Regions from separate parts of the Homo sapiens genome. Here region 2 is linked to region 1. The links are chromatin contacts, found by Hi-C or POLR2A ChIA-PET in ENCODE. All regions are on one chromosome and are shown on one strand. The core of a region is the stretch at or near the end of the contact, and the rest is flanking DNA. Distances in the headings are between cores, read along the strand shown. Region 1 holds the start of PI4K2A (phosphatidylinositol 4-kinase type 2 alpha). Region 2 has its middle 24 kb from the start of SFRP5.

Region 1 (6,455 bases), core at 2,941-5,440:
GCTAATTTTTGTATTTTTAGTAGAGACAGGGTTTCACCATCTTGACCAGGCTGGTCTCGAACTCCTGACCTCGTGATCCACCCGCTTCGGCCTCCCAAAGTGCTGGGATTACAGGCGTGAGCCACTGTGCCTGGCCAAAAAATTTTTTTAGATAAAATAAAAGACTCTGAGGGGTTTCTGTGGAGAAAAAACTCAGAATTCCAGGGAGAACTCTAAATCTGGGACCTTTCCTTTACCATAATTTGAAGCTTATGGGCTAAATGAGATGAATGATACCAAAAGATTATCTATGTGGCTACAGACCCTGGGCCACAAGAGCCAGGCATCAGTTGATTATTGAGGTCTAGATAGGAAAAGGAAGTGCATGTATTATAACTGAAAGGGGCAATTTAACCTTCTGTACGACTTTTGTTTAGAATGGTTTGTCTGGCCAAAAATGTTTAAGACATTCCCATACATATAATTAAACAATAGTGCTTTCAATTTGGTATTTCTAGTTAGCAGTGGCAATAATTTGATTCAAGAAAGAATGATTATGAAATATTGGTGACTATGTGACTGGCCATGATTCGTGAAAGCCCATACCTCTAGTCTGCTGGTGACTTTAAGCATAAAAACAAAAACAACATCAACAGTAACATCAGCAGTGATTTTTTTTCAAAAAGCTACCATATGTTGAGTGCTCTTTATGTACAAAACACTATGCTAAGTGCTTTATTTTTATTTTTCCTATTAGAGAGTCATGCTTCATATGCTAAGTGCTTTACATAACATTATATTGATTCTTGATTCAGTAATCATGGGGATGATTATTCCCATTTTATAGATTAAGGAACTGAGGCTTAGAGAGGTTATATAACTTGTCTAAAACAACTGATCATCATGGAGACTGGATTCAAACTCAAATGTCTCTGATTTCCAAGCCCATGCTTCCAACCATTACATTTTACACTTTTTTTTTGAAACGGAGTCTGGCCCTGTTGCCTAGGCTGGAGTGCAATGGCACGATCTCAGCTCACTGCAACCTCCACCTCCCAGGTTCAAGCGACTCGCCTGCCCCAGCCTCCGTAGTACCTGGGATTACAGGCGCCTGCCACCATGCCTGGCTAATTTTTTGTAGTAGAGACGAGGTTTCACCATGTTGGACAGGCTGGTCTCAAACTCCTGACCTTGTGATCCACCCGCCTTGGTCTCCCCTAGGATTACAGGTGTGAGCCACCAAGCCTGGATGTACATTCTACACTTTTGAAGGTAGTGTTTGCATACATTTTTTTTTGAGACGGATTCTTGTTCTGTCGCCTAGGCTGGAGTGCAGGGGTACGATCTCAGCTCACTGCAACCTCCACCTCCCAGGTTCAAGCGATTCTCACACCTCAGCCTCCCAAATAGCTGGGATCATAGGCGTGTGCCACCAAGCCCAGCTAATTTTTTTTTTTTTTTTGTATTTTTAGTAGAGACAGGGTTTCGCCATGTTGGCCAGGCTGGTCTTGAACTCCTGACCTCAGGTGATCCACCCGCCTCAGCCTCCCAGAGTGCTAGGATTATAGGCGTGAGCCATCGTACCTGGCTTGTTTGTATAAATTTTAACTGAAACAGTATTCCATGAATTTATTATTATTATTATTTTTTCAGATGGAGTTTCGCTCTTGTTGTTCCAGGCTGGAGTGCAGTGGCACAATCTCTGCTCACTGCAACCTCCTTCTCCCAGGTTCAAGCAATTCTCCTGCCTCAGCCTCCCAAGTAGCTGGGATTACAGGCATGTGCCACCAAGCCCGGCTAATTTTTGTATTTTTAGTAGAGACGGGGTTTCACCATGTTGCCCAGGCTGGTCTCGTTCTGTTCTACTTTCCAGGCCCTTGGTAACCCAGTTTAACTCTGCTTCCCCTCGAATCAAGAAGGTTGCTCTCTGTTCCCTATATGCCCTAGCCTTCCTCTTTTACTCAGGTAACTCCTGCTTGGTGTAACATTTTTTTCCTGTCTCCTTTTTTTCCAGCAATCTAATTACTCTTTCTTTAAGACTCAGCTCATAGCACATGACCCACTTAAAGCCTTTGCTTGATCCTTGAGCATTCTGGTTGAAAAAAAAAATTAGAAAAAAAATAAAGCCTTTGCTGAGCCTGCAGCCTGCCTCAGTTAATTGGTGAACTGTTACGGAGTTTTGAGCTCATTTTGCTTTTTTTTCTCCTACTGCCTCAGAAAGCCACATGCCTTCAGCTTGAGGGCAGGGACTCTATCTTCCTTCCCTTTCTCATGAATAATAATGTACTGAGCACCTACTGTGTCTAGACACTGAGATTTAACAGTGTGAGTAAAAGCAATGGACTCTTACCTCGTGGTAAGAACTTCTTAGGCTCATGGGACCATATTTTTCTTCAATTAACAAATAAGCATTGAGCAGCTGGGCCAGGCACAGTGTAAGATATTAATTGGCTATGTATTATTCTTTGTATCACAAGTTTGTATCTTCACAGGAACTTGAAGATAATGGGTGAGGCAGCGAGTCAGGAATAAAATGTCTTAACAATTGCCCCTGGGTTTTCCTAGGAACTCCTTAAAAAAATTAATTTTTAAAAAATAGATGGAGTCTTGCTATGTTGCCCAGGCTGGCCTTGAATTCCTATAAGGTTGAGAAGGAAAGATAGCTTAGAGCAGTCTGAGCTCTGTGTGATGTATGCACAGTCTATTGGCTCAAAGACATGAGTATGGGACTTCAGTCATGCCTTCCACACCCACACTCTGGGGCAATGGTTTCTTTCTTTCTTTCTTTCCTTTCTTTCCTTCCCTTTCTTTTCTTTATTTCTTCCTGCCCCTCTCCCTCTCCCTTTCTTTCTTTCTCTTTCTCTCTTTTTCTTTCTTTCTTGACAGAGTTTCTCACTGCAACCTCTGCCTCCTGGGTTCAAGCGATTCTCCTGCCTCAGCTTCCCGAGTAGCTGAGATTATAGGCATGTGCCACCATGCCCGGCTAATTTTGTATTTTTAGTAGAGACAGGGTTTCTTCATGTTGGTCAGGCTGGTCTTGAACTCCCGACCTCAGGTGATCCGCCTGCCTCAGCCTCCCAAAGTGCTGGGATTACAGGCGTGAGCCACTGTGCCTGGCGGGTTTTTTTCTTTTAAAAATTTTTTATTTTTTGGCTGCACTGTGGGTGGTTCACACCTGTAATCCCCCAGCACTCTGGGAGACTGAGGGAGGAGGATCGCCTGAGGCCAGGAGTTCAAGACCAGCCCAGGCAACATAGAGATAACCTAACTCTAAAAAAATAATAATAATATTTTAAAAAGAAATCTTCAGGGCTTCCTAGGAAAACCTGGAGGCAATTGTTAAGACATTTTATCCTGACTGGCTACTTCACCCATTACCTTCAAGTTCCTGCGAACTTGAAGTGTAACCTGACATTGTTACATCTACATTGGAAGTATGTTAGGTCAACTGAGATACGAATTTGGGATACAAAGTACAATGTATAGCCAATCTATAACTTGTTATTTTAATGTAAATTCTTGGTAAACAAGTTAGGAACTGCCTCTTTTCCTTTAAAAACCTACTTCCAGGCCAAGCGCAGTGGCTCACACCTGTAATCCCAGCACTTTGGGAGGTCGAGGTGGGCAGATCACTTGACCTCTGTCGTTTTTTTTTTGGAGACTGATCACTCTGTCTCAAAAAAAAAAAAAAAACAAACCCAAAAAACAAACCCCCCGCCCCAAAAAAAACGTTTCATCGAGGTAGAGCAGCAGCTTTGTTTCTTTGCTTCACTGCTGTCTCCCTAGCACTTAGAACATAGTACGTGCTCAATAAATGAATGAGTGCCTGACTGAATGAATGAGGATACATAGATGAGATTCCTCCAATCTCACAGCCGGTTCAGAGTAGGCACTCAATGAGTGACTGACAGGATAGTTGCTGTTTTGAAAGCGCCCAAGTCCAGTAAGCCAATTGGAAGCTAAGCGTGGCGCTGGTATAGTAGGGGCAGGGGGCGTGCCTGACCCAAGGTTGGGTCCTGGAGCATGCGCAGTCTTCACAGAAGGTGACGGGGAGAAAAATGCGGAGGCAGCGATTGCGTAGGAGCAGGTTCTGATTGGCTACTGTTCGCGCGCGAGGGGCCGTGCCTATTCGTAGCCAAGTAAACAGGGCAGGTTAGAGGCGGGGCCAAGGAGGCGTCGCGACCTGGTTGGCCGGCCGGGGCCTGGGGGATGTCACGGATTGGTCGCGGCCGCGAGCGCAGTGGTGTGGAGCGCGCCGGGTCCCGGAGCCGGCTGTCTGAGGGATGGACGAGACGAGCCCACTAGTGTCCCCCGAGCGGGCCCAACCCCCGGACTACACCTTCCCGTCGGGCTCGGGCGCTCACTTTCCGCAGGTGCCCGGGGGCGCGGTCCGAGTGGCGGCGGCGGCCGGCTCGGGCCCCTCTCCGCCGGGCTCGCCGGGCCACGACCGCGAGCGGCAGCCACTGTTGGATCGGGCCCGGGGCGCGGCGGCCCAGGGCCAGACCCAAACCGTGGCGGCGCAGGCCCAGGCTCTGGCCGCTCAGGCCGCGGCGGCAGCCCACGCCGCTCAGGCCCACCGCGAGCGGAACGAGTTCCCGGAGGATCCTGAGTTCGAGGCGGTGGTGCGGCAGGCCGAGCTGGCCATCGAGCGCTGCATCTTTCCCGAGCGCATCTACCAGGGCTCCAGCGGAAGCTACTTCGTCAAGGACCCTCAGGGGGTGAGTGCGGGGGTGGGGACCGCCGCCGCGGGCTGAGGGCCGGCGGCGCTCCTGGGGAGTTGGGGGCTTCGCACAGCCAGAGGGAAAAGGGAGAAACTTCACAGTACCAGCCCCTGGCAGGATTTAGGGATGCCACTGAGGACTGGAGCTGGGGACGCTCTGCGGAATGGAGAAATAAATCAGAACCTACTTGGTGGGGGAGGAGTGAGCGGAAAATGAAAAGAGGAAATTGACCAGATACGGGCCGGGGGCTCAGCGGTGTGGTGGGGCAATCCGCCGCTGGACAGAGACTGCTTTCTAGTAGGGTACTTAGCTTCACACTACTGGGACAGCTATTCGGCCGCCGACTTGCAGATTTGGGGCTTTAGGCCTGTTCTCTCTTTTTGGACCGACCGAACCAGTGTGTCGCTGTTCACGGAGGAGGATGGGTGACCTATCAGGGGATCTGAGAATTCAGTTCCAGCCTTCTATGTTGTGGGGGATGTCCCCTGCCACCGTCCCAGCTCTTATTAACAGACGTTGAAGAAAGAATGGGCGGACTCACCAGTTTCATCTGCCCTGGGTATTGCTCACTTCTGGGAAAGGGTTCAAATACTTTTTGACGACTCCAAAGTTTAGATAGAACTTGGAGTTTTAGAAACATGGGGCCATCAGCTACTTTTTCTTTCATTTCTCTCCCAGGGCTATCAACAGCCTGCTTTTCAACTAAGGCAGAGCGTTTGCCGACCTTTATTTTGTCCCCTGCCTGTATATAAAGGGGGATGGTTATAGGATGGGGCATGGAGTGACCAGGGTATCTGAGAAGTGACCTTTATCCTTTTGAGAACTGCAGAATTTAAGAAATACCAAGTCTTCCCTGTTTTCAGGGAAGTTTCAGGGAAATTTTCAGGTGTGCTGCAATGGGTCATTGGAAAGATGTATTGTTATTTAAATTATGGGTGTCAAAGTTTCCTCAGATTTTCCCTGACATCTCTCCTGTGTGAACTCTTTAGATGGCCAGGGTGCTGTTTTAATAGGAGTCCTGAGTGGCCAGGACGGGCTGTTACTTGTAGCTCTTGGTTCGGCTCATTGAATGATCTAGTTATTCACTCAGAGTTTGAGTCGTCCCTGAATTAATCAAGAATTAGAGAACAATTCTGCCATGAACTCAGTTTCTCAGTTTACATAAACTGAGTTGGGGAAAGCTTTGCGAGTAATAAGTCTTTCGAAGTTTCTTTTTCTTTTTTTTTTTCTTTTTTTTTTGAGACAGAGTCTTGCTCTGTCGCCAGGCTGGAGTGCAGTGGCGCGATCTCAGCTCACTGCAGCCTCCGCCTCCCAGGTTCAAGCAATTATCCTGCCTCAGCCTCCTGAGTGGCTGGGACTACAGGCGTGCACCACCACACCCAGCTAATTTTTGTATTTTTAGTAGAGACCATGTTGGCCAGGATGGTCTCGATCTCTTGACCTTGTGATCTGCCCACCTCGGCCTCCCAAAGCGCTGGGATTACAGGCGTGCCACCGCGCCCGGCCTCCAAGTTTCTTAAATAAAAGAGCTTGCAAGCTCAAGTGGGAACCATCATTTCTAGAAGCAAAGAAATGTGAGTGCCCTGAGGTTTAAATGTCAGCCAGAGGCTTGCTTGCTTTCTCTTTCTTCCTTCCTTCCTTCCTTCCTTCCTTCCTTCCTTCCTTCCTTCCTTTCTTTCTTTCTTTTTCTTTCTTTCTTTCTTTCTTCCTTCCTTCCTTCCTTCCTTCCTTCCTTCCTTCCTTCCTTTCTTTCCT
Region 2 (6,455 bases), core at 2,583-5,082, 160 kb after region 1:
CAGTAATAAAGATTCCTACATAGTGCGAGGACTGTGGTGTGTTCATCCTCTTGCAGCGCTACCTCTTGCCAGCTGACGTGTTGCGCTCACATACATTTGTTTTTTATTGCTGCTGAAACAAATTACAAATGTGTGTTACTTTAGCATTTAAAGCAACGCACATTTATTAGCGCACAGTCTCTGTGGGTTGGGAGTCCAGGCCTGGGTTACCTGGGTCCTTTGCTCAGGGTCTCACAAAGCTGCAGTCAAAGTGTCAGCCAGGTCCAGGCACGGTGGCTCACGCCTGTAATCCCAACAGTTTGGAAGGCCAAGGTGGGTGGATCACTTGAGGTCAGGAGTTTGAGACCAGCCTGGCCAACATGGTGAAACCTCATCTGTACTAAAAATACAAAAGTTAGCCAGGTGTGGTGGCATGCACCTTTAGTCCCAGCTACTTGGGAGACAGGCAGGAGAATTGCTTAAACCCAGGAGGCAGAGGTTGCAGTGAGATGAAATCGCACCACTGCACTCCAACCTGGGTAACAGAGTGAGATTCCATCTCAAACGAAACAAAACCCAACATGTCAGCCAGGGTAGGGTCATCTGAGACTTGGGAGCTTCTTCCAAACTTCCTAGGTTTTGGCAGAATTAATTTCCTTGCAGATGTAGAACTGCTTCTTGCCTCCCTTCCTCCCTCCCTCCCTTCCTTCTTCCCCTTTCTTCCTCTCTTCCTTCTTCCCTTTCTTCCTCCCATCCTTCCTTCCCTTTCTTTTATTTCATATAAAGATGAAGTCTCGAAATCCTGAGCTCAAGCAATCCTCCTGCCTTGGCCTCCCAAAGTGCTGGGATTATAGGTGTGAGCCACCACGCCCAGCCCAACCTCTTTAAGATCCTTCCTTCCTCTCTTCCTTTCCTTCCTTCCTTCCTTCTTTCCTTCCTTCCTCTCTCTTTTTCTTTATTTCTTCTTCCTCTTCTTCTTCTTCTTCTTTTTTTTTTTTTTAAGAGATGAGGTCTTGCTATGTTGCCCAGGCTGTTCTCGAACTCCTGGGCTCAAGTGATCCTCCCACCTTGGCCTCCCACAGTGCTGGGATCACAGGCGTGAGCCACTGCACCAAGGCCTGCATCTTCTTCTTGAAGACTGTGTCTTCAAAGCCAGCTGGAGAGCTCTCTCTGAGGTGTCACCATCTTTAAAAAGGCTCACCTGATTAGGTCAGGCCTACCCAGGATCATCTCACTTTCTATTAACTTAAAGTCAACTGATTATAACATTCCATATTTGCTGGTCCCACCCAGACTAAGGAAGAAGAGATCATACAGGCCATGCATAGTCAGGGTAGGAATCCTGGAGGCTATTTTAGAATTATCAGTATGACAAAAATTATTTTCACTAATAACCATGTAATAATCAGTAATAATTATTTTTAAACAACTTGTTCTTTCATTTTGAAACAAATAAACACAAAGAAAATGTCAACTTTAAACATACTGTTCAAATTCAGTAAAATGTTTTGTGTATAAACAAATGTTGTATTTACCAGACAAAAGCATTCATACTTAACATCATGGTTATCCATTTTAAACACAAAACAAACCTCCATAGAGTGGTGCCATAGAATGACAGAATTGAAGAAACTCAAATTCTGTTTTTTTTCATACTCAATAGACTATAATTTTTTATTTTGAATAAAATAAAATAAAAATAATAAAAAATGAACTAAATAAATAAAATACCCTTTAAATGCAGGAATGTGTAGTACTGTATGATTTGGGGACACAAACTGCACTTGAAGCCAGCTGGAATGATTCTTTTTTTTTTTTTTGAGATGGAGTCTCCCTCCGTCACCTAGGCTGGAGTGCAGTGGTGCGATCTCCGCTCAATGCAACCTCCGCCTCCCAGGTTCAAGCGATTCTCCTGCCTCACCCTCCCTGAGTAGCTGGGACTACAGGTGTAGTCTGTAGTCTGTAGACCATGCCTGGCTAATTTTTTTGGTATTTTTAGTAGAGATGGGGTTTCACCATGTTGGCCAGGCTGGTCTCGAACTCTTGACTTCAGGTGATCCACTCACCTCAGCCTCCCATAGTGCTCAGATTACAGGCGTGAGCCACCATGCCCGGCCCAGCTTGAATGATTCTCAACTGTTAGGAACTTACCCTACAAATACACAGGTGGGAAACAAGCAAGGTGCCCTTCAATAAGTAAATGGTAAATTGTGGTACATCCATGCAATGGAGTGTTATTCAGTGAGCAAAAGAGATAAGATACACTGTCAAACTATGAAAAGATACTGACGAACCTCAGATGCATGGTACTAAGGGGAAAAGCCCATCTGAAAAGGCCGTATGCTGTGTGGTTCCAACTACAGTGCATGACATTCTGGAAAAGGCAAAGCTATGGAGACAGCAAAAAGATCAGTGGTTGCCAGGAGCTGGGGGAGGGAGGGATGAATAGGTGGATGGCAGACGATTTTTAAGACAGTGAAACTATTCTGTGTGATACTATAATGACGAGTAATATCATTACATGGTCAAAACCCATAGAATGTACAAAGCTTTTGCTGGTCATTAGTGAACTCTAATGTAAACTATGGATTTTCATTAACAACAGTGTATCAGTATTGGTTCACCAATTGTAACAAATGTACCACTGTAGTGTAAGATGTTAATATTAAGGGAAACTACCCGCACTCAATTTTTCTATAAATCTAAAACTGCTCTAAAAATGAAGTTTACTAATTAAAAATATATCACAAGCATAGCTAAGTCAGCGTGTGTCTAAGGCTGCCCGAATAACCGAGAGCTTTCTAAATTAACTGTCATGTAGAATATGATGCTTATGAAAGAATAAATCACGAAAGTGTGCTAATTGGAAGTTAACTTGTATGAAAGCCCAGCAGTATAACCACGTCACTTGTTTAGAACTTAGACCAATGAAGGATTTTTTAGGGAAGGGTATTTTATCACTGATATACCTTAAAGGAATTGCTTGGTGAGAATAGCATGTAGATGGCCCCTTGGTTTGTTTTACTGATGTTTCCAATTGTCTACCAGCACACTCCCATATTGCCTGCACCTGGGAGGGCCCACTCCCAGCGCCCTGCTCTCAGCGCCCCCTGCCAGCAATCCAGGTGTTCTTTCCATACTCAGTGCGTCCCTGGATGCTGCATCCCATCTCACAGGACCTTGTTAATGGGCAGAAGAGAACTGTTTCTTTTCTCATGTCCCTTTTTAACTTTTTATTTTTAATAGGCTTAATTTTTTTAGAGCAGTTTTCGGTTCACAGCAACATTGAGAGGAAGGTAGAGAGATTCCCCATATACCCGCTGCCCTCCCAACATGCACAGCCTCCCCCATTATCCATACCGCTCACCAGAGTGGTACGTGTGTTACAACTGATGAGCTTACATGGGCACACCATCATCTCCCAAAGTCCATGGTTTTCATTACGGTTTGCTCTTGGTGTTGTACATTCTATGGGTTTGGATAAATGTCTAATGACACGCATCCACCATTATAGTATCATACAGAATAGTTTCATTGTCTTAAAAATCCTCTGTGCTCCACCTATTCACCCCTCTCTCTCCACTAACCCCTGACAACACTGATCTTTTTACTGTCTTCACCATTTTTCCTTTTCCAGAATGTCATATAGTACATAGCCTTTTCAGACTGGCTTATTTTACTTAGTAATACACATTTAAGCTTCCTCTATGTCTTTTCATGACTTGGTAGCTCGTTTTTTTTTTCTTGTTGAATAACAAGATTGCATTGATTGGCCACAGTTTACCTATCCTCTGTGTCTTTTTTTAAGAGCAAGAAAGCATTTCCTAGAAGTCTCCCCAGCTGACTTCCTGTCATGTCTCATCGGACAGAATCAAGTCACATGCTCCTTCCTAAGCCAGTTGCTGGCAAGGGGAAAGACGTTACCATGAGTGACCAAGTATCAGTCCTGGGACAAGGAGAGTCCAGCCTTCTCTGAAGTTCTGACAACCTAATACATGAAAAAAATTCTTGCAAGGGCTATTTAGTGAGGATGGAGTCAGGAAATGGCTGTTGGGTGGGTAACCAATAATGTTTGCTTCGGCAACCACATTTTTTTTTTTTTTGAGACAGGATCTTATTCTGTTGCCCAGGCTGGAGTGCAGTGGTGTGATGTAGCTCACTGCAACCTTGAACTCCTGGGCTCAAGTGATCCCCCTACCTCAGCCTCCCAAATAGCTGGGACTACAGGCACACACCATCATGCCCAGATAATTTATTTATTTACTTTTGTGGAGACGGGGGTCTCATTGTGTTGTCCAGGCTGGTCTTAAACTCCTGGCCTCAAGCGATCCTCCTGCCTTGGCATCCCAAAGTGCTATGCTCAGCCTACATCTTTTTTAAAGATAAAATTTAATTTTTCTGCTTATAAAATGCATTTTAGAAAATCTGAAAACTACATAAAGTAAAATAAAACTCACCAATAATCTCAACTTCTGGTGATTATTATTGTTAGCACTGTGCAGTATCCATCTCTTTCTTGATTTTTTTCTCTATTTACTTGCAGTGACACATAGAATGAGATATTAAGTCAGGACTCTTTCTCTTCCAGTATTGACTGAGGCACGAAGACAAAGGTGCCACATGCAGAAGGAGCTGTGGGCAGCACACTGTGGTTGAGAACTGGGGAGATGGCAAAACGGGGTCAGGATCTGGAGATTTGGGAGAAATTTGAGAGAATTTCTTTGTAGAAGGCTATGCTGTGAGTCCCAACCCCTTAGTGCCAACCTGTGAGGGAGGGAGGTTACCCCTCCCCTCAAGCCTGATAAGATGGGCTACAAGGAAACCCCTTGGAGGAGCCTAGGGTGTGTCTCTTGGAGTTTGGGAGGCTCAAGGATCATGACATGAACCCAAGGAGTCTAATGGGAAGGGCTTTGGCTTTCAGCCTGAAAAGGTGTAGCAAAGACAGCAAGTGAAAAAAAACCTGTGTTGGGAGCCAGCTCCTCTTCTATGGATGGTGAAGCAAAGGAGGTGTGCATGTTCTCTGTGGACCAGATGAGGCCATGAGTGAGGGAGATGCAGTCTAGAGCTGCTTTAGTTTCATTCCACTGGAACCACCTGGAAGGGTGGTGGGATTCCAACTGAGGGTCAGGGTGACTGGGCCACAGGAAATCAGACACTCTGGGGAGAAACAGTTAAGTGCACTTGAAACCTTCAGAGGCTCTTAGGATCTCTCTTAGATCTGAATTCTGTTCTCCCAGGCTTCCTCAGACCCCTCCCATAGGTACCTCTTTGCACCTTTCCCATCTGGTTTCCTATCCCGGTCCTTGCATATACTCCTCTCTACTGCCCAAGGTAACAGAGTACCAACCCCCATGCCCCTTCCTGTGTCTTACAAAACTCTGCCATCTCAGGCTTCAGCCAGAGGCTAATGAGGTCTTCCTCTGCCCAGACTTTTGCAGGTTGAAAATTAGGAGAGGGATTTGACAAAGAAGGAAAAGTTTAGGCTTTCTCTACCAGGGCTGTGACCAGTGTTCTACTTACTTAAGGAAAAAAACACCTCACTATCATCAAGGAACCCATAGGATAGAGTAAGGAATGCTCTGCTGCATGTTTTTTCTTCTCTCCTGAGACTTCTCTTAAAAGTGTGCTAAGTCTTCTAACTCTGTCTTCTAGGTCTCTTATAATTGCATCTATATTTTTCATTCTTAATCTCTCTGTGCTGCATTCTAGATAATTTCTTAAGACCTAATTTCTAGTTCACTAATTCTCTTTTCAGCTGTATATAAACTGCTGTTAACCCTATTCTTTGAGATCCTAACTTTTTTTTTTTCAGAGCTAGAATTTCTATTTGGTTCTTTTTCAGACTTGCTATGTCACTTTTTATAGTTACTTATTCCCTGCCAAAATTTTAAAACTTAGACTTAAAAAAAACCCAGACATGTGTGAGAAGACTTTTATTTCTTTAAATACATTAAGCCTAGTTGGTTTTAGTTTCTACCTGATAATACCCATATTTTATGTACTTTGGGACCTATTTCTGTTGTCCATTGTTTCTTTTATTCTTAGAAAAATAACTCTACCTCCAGCTCAGTGCTACCCAGGCTGTGACCAGGCTGTGATCAACTGTAGCTCTGAAAAAAAAATTAGAATCTCAAAGAATGGGGTTAACAGCAGTTTAGATACAGCTGAAAAGAGAATTAGTGAACTAGAAGTTAGGTCTTAAGAAACTATCTGGAATGCAGCACAGAGAGATTAAAGATGAAAAATATAGATGCAAATGTAAGAGACATAGAAGATAGAGTGAGAAGACTTATCATACTTTTAAAAGAAGTCTCAGGAGAGAAGAAAAAGCATGTGGCAGAGCATTCCTTAAGTGACTCATCCTATGGGTTCTTTGATGATAATGAGGTGTTTTTGCCCTTAAGTAAGTAGAACACTGGTCATAGCCCTGGTAGAGAAAGTCCACAAAGCAGCTTTGTAGCTGAGCTTAAGCAGCT

Evidence for each region. A loop is a pair of places that touch in the nucleus more often than their neighbours do. ChIA-PET counts read pairs that join two places held with the same protein, here RNA polymerase II (POLR2A). Pooled maps may share reads with other maps.
Region 2: a loop to region 1 is called in a pooled map, with 5 times the contacts of the local background. The contact joins the enhancer-like site here to the promoter of PI4K2A in region 1. A Hi-C loop is called at or near these places in 5 of 50 pooled maps. POLR2A ChIA-PET finds 5 or more read pairs at or near these places in 2 of 52 experiments (B cell and BJ).

Annotation. Positions count from the first base shown.
Region 1 is chr10:97,636,481-97,642,935 of GRCh38, forward strand. PI4K2A (phosphatidylinositol 4-kinase type 2 alpha) reads left to right here and starts at 4,191. Exons shown (of 9, transcript NM_018425.4): 1 at 4,191-4,697. The coding sequence starts at 4,263. RefSeq lists silencers at 2,933-3,116, 4,281-4,510.
Region 2 is chr10:97,793,004-97,799,458 of GRCh38, forward strand. No RefSeq gene overlaps it. Among named protein-coding and RNA genes, the nearest start is that of SFRP5, 24 kb to the left of the region's middle. Within about 2 kb of position 3,833, at least 2 of the 41 ENCODE cell types and tissues checked have a DNase peak (open chromatin) inside an H3K27ac peak, as active enhancers do.